2 separate regions of the Homo sapiens genome follow, and region 2 is linked to region 1. The links are chromatin contacts, found by Hi-C or POLR2A ChIA-PET in ENCODE. All regions are on one chromosome and are shown on one strand. Each heading gives the region's core, a stretch centred on a gene start or an enhancer-like site at or near the end of the contact. The rest is flanking DNA. Distances are from core to core; before and after follow the strand shown. Region 1 overlaps ASCC1 (activating signal cointegrator 1 complex subunit 1). Region 2 overlaps ASCC1 (activating signal cointegrator 1 complex subunit 1).

The links. Hi-C counts contacts between places; a loop is a spot of excess contacts on that map. ChIA-PET counts read pairs that join two places held with the same protein, here RNA polymerase II (POLR2A). Pooled maps may share reads with other maps.
Region 2: a map of heart left ventricle shows a loop between it and region 1 (3-fold over the local background). The contact joins two enhancer-like sites. A Hi-C loop is called at or near these places in 9 of 168 maps with a recorded cell type or tissue (Panc1, Right ventricle myocardium superior, head of caudate nucleus and 5 more) and 2 of 50 pooled maps. POLR2A ChIA-PET finds 5 or more read pairs at or near these places in 14 of 52 experiments (A549, CD4-positive, alpha-beta T cell, GM10248 and 10 more).

Annotation. Positions count from the first base shown.
Region 1 is chr10:72,131,072-72,134,903 of GRCh38, forward strand. It overlaps ASCC1 (activating signal cointegrator 1 complex subunit 1), which reads right to left. Exons shown (of 10, transcript NM_001198800.3): 8 at 1,986-2,110. Among named protein-coding and RNA genes, the nearest start is that of SPOCK2, 44 kb to the left of the region's middle. Within about 2 kb of position 1,535, at least 2 of the 41 ENCODE cell types and tissues checked have a DNase peak (open chromatin) inside an H3K27ac peak, as active enhancers do.
Region 2 is chr10:72,197,184-72,201,420 of GRCh38, forward strand. All of the region lies in intron 4 of ASCC1 (activating signal cointegrator 1 complex subunit 1), which reads right to left. Among named protein-coding and RNA genes, the nearest start is that of ANAPC16, 17 kb to the right of the region's middle. Within about 2 kb of position 1,303, at least 2 of the 41 ENCODE cell types and tissues checked have a DNase peak (open chromatin) inside an H3K27ac peak, as active enhancers do.

The sequences.
Region 1 (3,832 bases), core at 285-2,784:
ATAGATATTGAAAATATTCCTACTTCCTGTACTACTACTCCCCGAAGGAAAGAAATATGCTCAACTGGGCCGGGCGCAGTGGCTCATGCCTGTAATCCCAGCACTTTGGGAGGCCGAGGCAGGTGGATCACAAGGTCAGGAGTTCAAGATCAGCCTGGCCAAGATGGTGAAACCCTGTCTCTACTAAAAATACGAAAATTAGCTGAGCGCGGTGGCAGGTGCCTGTAATCCCAGCTACTCAGGAGGCTGAGGCAGGAGAATTGCTTCAACCTGGGGGGCGGAGGTTGCAGTGAGCTGAGATGGCGCCACTGCACACTCCGGCCTGGGCGACAGAGCAAGACTCCATTTCAAAAAAATAAAATAAAAATACACACACACACACACACACACACACACACACACACACTCAACTGGAACAAGTTCAAAGTTTTGGATTCTATTACCTACCCAAACAAGAGTATATAGGCTTTAACTGAGTTATTTGAAGCTCTCTTAATCTCAGTGTTCTCAAAAGTAAAATAGAGATTTATTTATAAGTCTTAAATAAAATTCAATATGGCATCACAAAATAGTAGTATTTTAGAACTAATAACTAGATAGCTACAAATTTCTTGGTCCTACCATGACTGTAACTAAACGGGGTTAATTATCAAATGATTGCCAGTTGGGATCTTTGGTACATATCTGAGAGAAATTAAAAGACGTGCCTTAACTAAAAGGGACACACAAATTGTCCTAACTAAAAACCTACAAATAGTCAATGATTCAAGTCCTGATGGAGTTATCTTCTCCTCTAGATAGATTTTTTTTTTTTTTTTTTTTTTGAGAAGGAGTCTTGCTCTGTTGCCAGGCTGGAGTGCGATCTCGGCACACTGTAACCTCCGCCTCCCAGGTTCAAGCGATTGTCTTGCCTCAACCTCCCAAGTAGCTGGGATTACAGGCATGTGCCACCACACCCGGCTAATTTTTGTATTTTTAGTAGAGACGGGGTTTCACCATGTTGGCCAGGCTGGTCTTGAACTCCTAAATGCAAGTGATCCACCCGCCTCAGCCTTCCAAAGTGCTAGGATTACAGGCATGAGCCACCGCACCTGGCCCCCACCTAGATTTTCTAAAACCAAGGTCAGGGCTCAAGAAAGGAAATGAAACCGGAATACGTGACCTTGGTGCTGCTAGTGTATTTTGAACCACGAGTCTTGGAAGGAAGAGCTGCATATGGCTTGAATGTGTGACTCCTGATCCGATGCTGAAGGTACTAGAGAAGCTTTCACTTTGGAGATAGGGACAGGAAGAAAAGAAAACTTCTTTTTGAAATAAACAACTATCCCAAATCAAGGATTAAAACAAGGCATTTTTATAAAAAGGCTCAGAGTCCATGAAGAAAAAAACTATTATTTTAACACAAGGTTTCTCAACCTCTGTGCTACGACATTTTGGGAAGAATAATTCTTTGTCATGGGGGACCGTCCCATGCATTGTAGAGTGTTAGACAGCACCCACTAGGTGCCAGCAGCAACCCATCTCCAGCTCCCTAACTATGATAACCAAAAATGTCTCCAGACAATGCCAAATGTCATCTGGGGGCAAAATAACCCCCAGTTGAGAAACACTGATTTAACATTTACTTTCACTAGCTCACCTTCCTTTCTTTTTTCTCTTTAAAAAAAAAAAAAGCCACCAAGTATTGCATGCGACATACTTATGCCAAAAATTTATTCACTGTTTATATAAAATTTACCAGAGCATCCTGTATTTGTATTTGCTAAATATGGCAATCCTATGTGTGACAGAAATAAAAGATCTGGAAGCCACAGTTCCATGCTATATATGTTCTTGCCCACCTCTACTATGCTCATCAGAATAAGCTAAGAGGTCTAAAAAAGAAGCTATATCAGAGATTCTTTGATAGCTCATTCTACCTAAACCTCAGAGATGCCACAAGGCCGCTGATCACAAACTGTGCTATAGTTCTCTGGGGGACTTACCATTGGGGTCTTTCCTGAATAGTGTATTCATAACTGTAGCATGCAGTTTCACACTATTCCACTCTTTCACTATTAGTCCAGATGCCTGAAAACGTTCCAGCACTCGATCAACTAATTCTTGTAGCCTGGAGAAATTGGAGAAAAGTAATGCAGAAATCTTAGTAAACTTCTGAACATGCGATTACCAATTCAACAATGTTTATGGAGCATGTGCTCTGTGCTAATCACCATACAAAGCCCTGCATCACAGGAGGAAGAATAAGAGACTCATCTCCCACCATCATGGAGCTAAAGATCAGTCTTGTTTGTCTGCTTAACAGATAGTAGAAATAAATGATGGCAATATATTATGGTGAGCGTGAAGGGAGTGATCAACTCTACATGGAGAGGGCCAGGTTTCCACAGGAGGTTTAGACATAGTCTGGAATGATCATTAAAGATTTGCAAATAACACCAGGGAAGGAGGGGCACTTCAAGTAGAAGAAGAAACAGCAAGTGCAAAGATGCCAAGGCATGCAAGATCACAGCATATTCAAAAAACTGTCAATTATTTACAATACAGTTATGACAGAGAGTGACAGAAAAGGGACAATGGAGATGAGCTAAGTCTATAAGCAGTGGTCAGATTAGGGAAGCCACAGAAAGACTTTCAAAAGGGAATTATGTGGTCTGATGTCCATTTTTGAAAGCTGACTCAATAGCAGAGTGGGAAGGGCTTTAGAAGAGGAACAGCTACAGAGGTCAGTCAGCTAGGTGGCTACTTCAACAGTCAACATCACTATGATGTGTCAGGCACAGTTCTAAGCACTTTTTATCTGTTAAATCATTTAATCCTCATAACCAATTATTATCCCTATTTACCAATACAGAAGCCAAGGCACAGAGAAGTTACAAAACTTGACCAACTTCACAAAACTAAGTGGCAAATCCAAAATTAGAAGGGGCCGGGTGCAGTGGCTCATGTCTGTGATCCCAGCACTTTGGAAGGCTGAGGCAGGCTGATCACTTGAGGTCAGGAGTTTGAGACCAGCCTGGCCAACATGGTGAAACCCCATCTCTACTAAAAATACAAAAACTAGCCAGGTGGTAGTGGCGCGTGCATGGTGGCTCACACCTGTCATCCCAGCACTTTGGGAGGCCAAAGAGGGAAGATCACTTGAGGCCAGAAGTTCAAGATCCACTTGAGCAATATAGCAATACCTCGTCTCTACAAGAAAAATTTTTTAAATTAGCTGGGCATGGTGGCATGCACTTGTAGTCCCAGCAACTCGGGAGGCTGAAGCAGGAGGATAGCTTGACCCCAGGAGTTCAAGGCTGCAGTGAGCTGTGATTGTGCCACTGCACTCTAGCCTGGGCAGCAGAGTGAGATCACGTCTCTTAAAAAAAGAAAAACAACAATAACAAAAAACAACCCTCGGTTTCCTATGGTCTTCCAAGTAAGAGTCCAATCCTTCCTGACCCATGTGGCCTTCACAGCTTGGCTTCAGCCTGCCTTTCTGTTTCATTGCTGCCCTTCCCTTTCTATAGATTTTCTCCAGTCCTTGAATGTATTATGTTCTTTGATATTGAATCTCTCAATTACTTAGGACAAACATTGTTTTAGAATCACCTTCACTTCTTTGACTCCCTTATACCAGGGCATCTCACTTCTCACCACTTCCAGTGCCACTGTCCCAGCCACCTGGGAACCAGCAAAGACAACTGATAAGGATGAGGAAATAAGAACAGGAAGACTTCAGAGAGGCTGAAATGAGAATTACAAGGGGGAAAAAAGGAATAACCGTACAGTACAACACTCGAGAAAAGAAAAAAAGCAAAAATATGCCTCCTTGTTTCTCACAATTAGA
Region 2 (4,237 bases), core at 53-2,552, 66 kb after region 1:
ATCCTTGGCCGGGCACGGTGGCTCATTCCTGTAATCCCAGCACTTTGGGAGGCCGAGACAGGTGGATCACGAGGTCAGGAGATCGAGACCATCCTGGCTAACACAGTGAAACCCCACCTCTACTAAAAATACAAAAAATTAGCCAGCCTGGTGGCGGGCGCCTGTAGTCCCAGCTACTCGGAAGGCTAAGGCACGGATGGAGGGAACCCAGGAGGTGGAGCTTGCAGTGAGCCAAGATCGTGCTACTGCACTCCAGCCTGGGCAATAGAGCAAGACTCTATCTCAAAAAAAAAAAAAAAAAAAAAAAAAGAATATCCTTAAGACAGCTTATAAAGTAGAAAAATGAATTCAAGTACTACAAAGCAAACCCTTGCTAGTAGGAATGTAAAATGGTGTAGTCACTATGAAAAAGTTTGGTAATTCCTTAAAAAGTTGAACATAGCTGGGTGCAGTGGCTCACGCCTGTAATCCCAACACTTTGGGAGGCTGAGGTGGGCAGATCACTTGAGGTCAGGAGTTCAAGACCAGCCTGGCCAATATGGCAAAACCCCATCTCTACTAAAAATACAAAAATTAGCTGGGTGTGGTGTCACATGTCTGTAATCCCAGCTACTTGGGAAGCTGAGGCACAACAATGGCTTGAACTAGCAAGCTGGAAGTTCCAGTGAACTGAGATCACGCCACTGCACTCCAGCATGGGCAACAGAGCTAGACCCTGTCTCAAAATAAATAAATAAATAAATAAATAAATAAAGTTGAACATAGACTTACCATATAACCCAGAAATTCTACCCTTAGGGATACCCAAAATAAGTAAAAACCGAGAAAGAAAAAGGGAAGGGAAGGGAAGGGAAGGGGGAGCAGGGAAGGGGAGGGGAGGGGGGAGGGGGAACGAGGAAGGGAAGGGGAGGGGGGAGGGAGAGGGGAGGGGAGGGGGGAGGGAGAGGGGAGGGGAAGGGGGAGGGGACGGAACGGGTGAGGAGGGAGGGGAGGGGAGGGAAGGGAGCAGATGGAAGGGGTGAGGAGGGAGGGGAGGGGAGGGAAGGGAGCAGATGGAAGGGGTGAGGAGGGAGAGGAGGGGAGGGGAGGGAAGGGAGCAGATGGAAGGGGTGAGGAGGGAGGGGAGGGGAGGGGAGGGGAGGGGGAGGGGAGGAGAGGGGAGGGGAGGGGAGGGGAGGGGAGGGGGAGGGGAGGGAAGGGAAGGGAAGGGAAGGGAAGGGAAGGAAGGAAAGAAAAGAAAGAAAGAAGGCAAGGCATGCTCATGCCTGTAATCCCAGCACTCTGGGGCAAAGGCCAAGGCAGGAGGATTGCCTGAGGCCAGGAGTTCCAGACAGCCTAGGCAATTTACTGAAACTCTGTCTCTACAGTGGTTGGAGGTGGAGAAGCTTCTGATGTTCCATTGCCTGAGATTTCAAAACAGACAAGACCAGATCCTTGTCTAGAGGATTAAAAGCTACCAGATCATTTCCTTCTCTGATTTCTCTAATTTAGGAGACACAAAAGAAATGGGTAAATCAGAGCAAATATCACACGAATGCAACTGCAGACTTGACTTCACATCACAATTCAATTTACTCTAACCAATACATTTGGTTTTTCTATATACTTTACTTCTCTACAAGATCAATAAGCCAGTTTATTTATTTTATTTTCAAGAGAGTCTTGCTCTGTCACCCAGGCTGCAGTGCAGTGGTACAATCTCGGCTCACTGCAACCTCCGCCTCCCAGGTTCAAGCGATTCTCCTGCCTCAGCCTCCTGAGTAGCTGGGATTACAGGCACGTGCCACCACACCTGGCTAATTTTTGTATTCTTAGGAGAGACAGGGTTTCATCATGTTGGCCAGGCTGGTCTCAAAATCTTGACCTTGTGATCCACCCAACTTGGCCTCCCAAAATGCTAGGATTACAGGTGTGAGCCACCACACCCAGCTAATTTTGTATGTTTATTTTTATTTTTTGAGATGGAGTCTTGCTCTGTCGCCCAGGCTGGAGTGCAGTGGCACGATCTCGGCTCACTGCAACCTCCATCTCCCAGGTTCAAACAATTCTCCTGCCTCAGCCTCCCAAGTAGCTGGGAATACGGGTGTATGCCATCACACCCAGCTAATTTTTTTTTTTTTTTTTTTTTTTTTGAGACAGAGTCTCACTCTGTTTCCCAGGCTGGAGTGCAGTGGCACGATCTCGGCTCACTGCAACCTCCGCCTCCCGGGTTCAAGCAACTCTCCTGCCTCAGCCTCCTGAGTAGCTGGGATTACAGGTGTGCACCACCATGCCCTGCTAATTTTTGTATTTTCAGCAGAGACAGGGTTTCACCATGTTGGTCAGACTGGTCTCAAACTCCTGACTTTGTGATGTGCCCTCCTCGGCCTCCCAAAGTGCTGGGATTACAGGCGTGAGCCACTGGGCCTGGCCGGCTAATTTTTTGTATTTTTAGCAGAGACGGGATTTCACCGTGTTAGCCAGGATGGTCTCAATCTCCTGACCTCATGATCCGCCCACCCCGGCATGAGCTAACACGCCTGCCTAGTTTTTATTTTCTCTTCTTTGTTTTCTGTTTTTTTGTTTGTTTTGAGACAGTCTCGCTCTGTCACCCAGGAGGGAGTGCACTGGTGCGATTGGCTCACTGTAGCCTCGACTTTCCCAGATAAAAAGATCCTCCCACCTCAGCCTCCCAAGTAGCTGAGACTACAAGCATGTGCCACCACACCCAGCCAATTTTTGTATTTTTTTGTAGAGATGGGGTTTTGCCATGTTGCCCGGGCTGACCTTGAACACCTGGGCTCAAGTGATCCTCCCACCTAGGCCTCCCAAAGTGTTGGGATTACAGGCATGAGCCACCAAGCCCAGCCTGACACACTAGTTTTTCACACTGCAACATTTGTGCTAAGTTAAAATGGAGTCTTTATAGCCTGTCTACCCTTTTCTGGATAAGTTCTGGAATGAATCTAGTATATTAAAATGGCTAGGGTCTCCACATTTACACCACGTTATAATTTTACTGCAATAAAAAATATTATATAACTTACTACACAAATAGAAAAAATGGGGAACATATAACAAGTGTTAATAGCAATTATGTTTGGGGTTCGTATTATAAGAGACTTCCATGTATACCTTATATATAATTTCTGCAAGCTTTCTCTTTTTTGAAAGCATGTATTAATTTTATAATCAGAAAAAATTAGGGCTGGGCGCAGTGGCTCATACCTGTAATACCAGCACTTTGGGAGGCTGAGGCTGGCTGCACCTGAGGTCGGGAGTTGGAGACCAGCCTGATCAACATGGAGAAACCCCATCTCTACTAAAAGTACAAAAGTAGCCAGGCATGATGGCACATGTCTGTAATCCCAACTACTTGGTAGGCTGAGGCAGGAGAATCACTTGAAACCAGGAGGTGGAGGTTGCATTGAGCCAAGATTACACTAAGCCAAGATCATGCCAATGCACTCCAGCCTGGGCAACAAGAGCGAAACTCCATCTCAAAAAAAAAAAAAAATAGATGAAGTAACTTTTAATGCAATTATAAAATGACCTTGGTATTTGTAACTTGAATGTTAAAACTCAAGGAAAATAAAATTTTGCACTTATAATTCTAATAAACTGAATATTTACTTTAATAAAAGTCCTTCCAAATGCTGTTAAAAGTTCTAATGCTAGAGTTTGTTGACATTACCTAGAGAAAACTGTGTCACTGCACTGGCCAATATGGGAGCCCACATGCAGCTAGTTAGTTAAATTAATCAGAATTCAGTAAAAGTAAAAATTCAGAAAAAAAAATTCAGTTCCTTTCATACTAGCAATATCTCAAGTACTCAAAGTCATACGCATGACCAGTACCTGACACGTGCGGCTCCTGTGCTACACTGCATGGATATAGAACATTCTCATCAACACAGAAAGCTCTTTGGGACAGCACTGTTGTCCAAAAAGTCAATTGCTACTTATCTGCTGTCAAGGTGATTATTCTTTTGTGTGTGTGTGTATGACAGGGTCTCACTCTGTCACCCAGGCTGGAGTGTGGTGGCATGAACACAGTTCACTGCAGCCTGGAGCTCCTGGTCTCAAGTGATCCTCCCACCTCAATCTCCCACAGTGCTGGAAGTACAGGTATATGCCACTGTCCCCAGTCAAGGTGATTATTCTCACATAACATAAAATGAAAAAGAGTACTTATAATTTTTTATGCAAAAACAATACAATCTATGAACATTTATGGAAAATGGGGCTAGACGCAGTG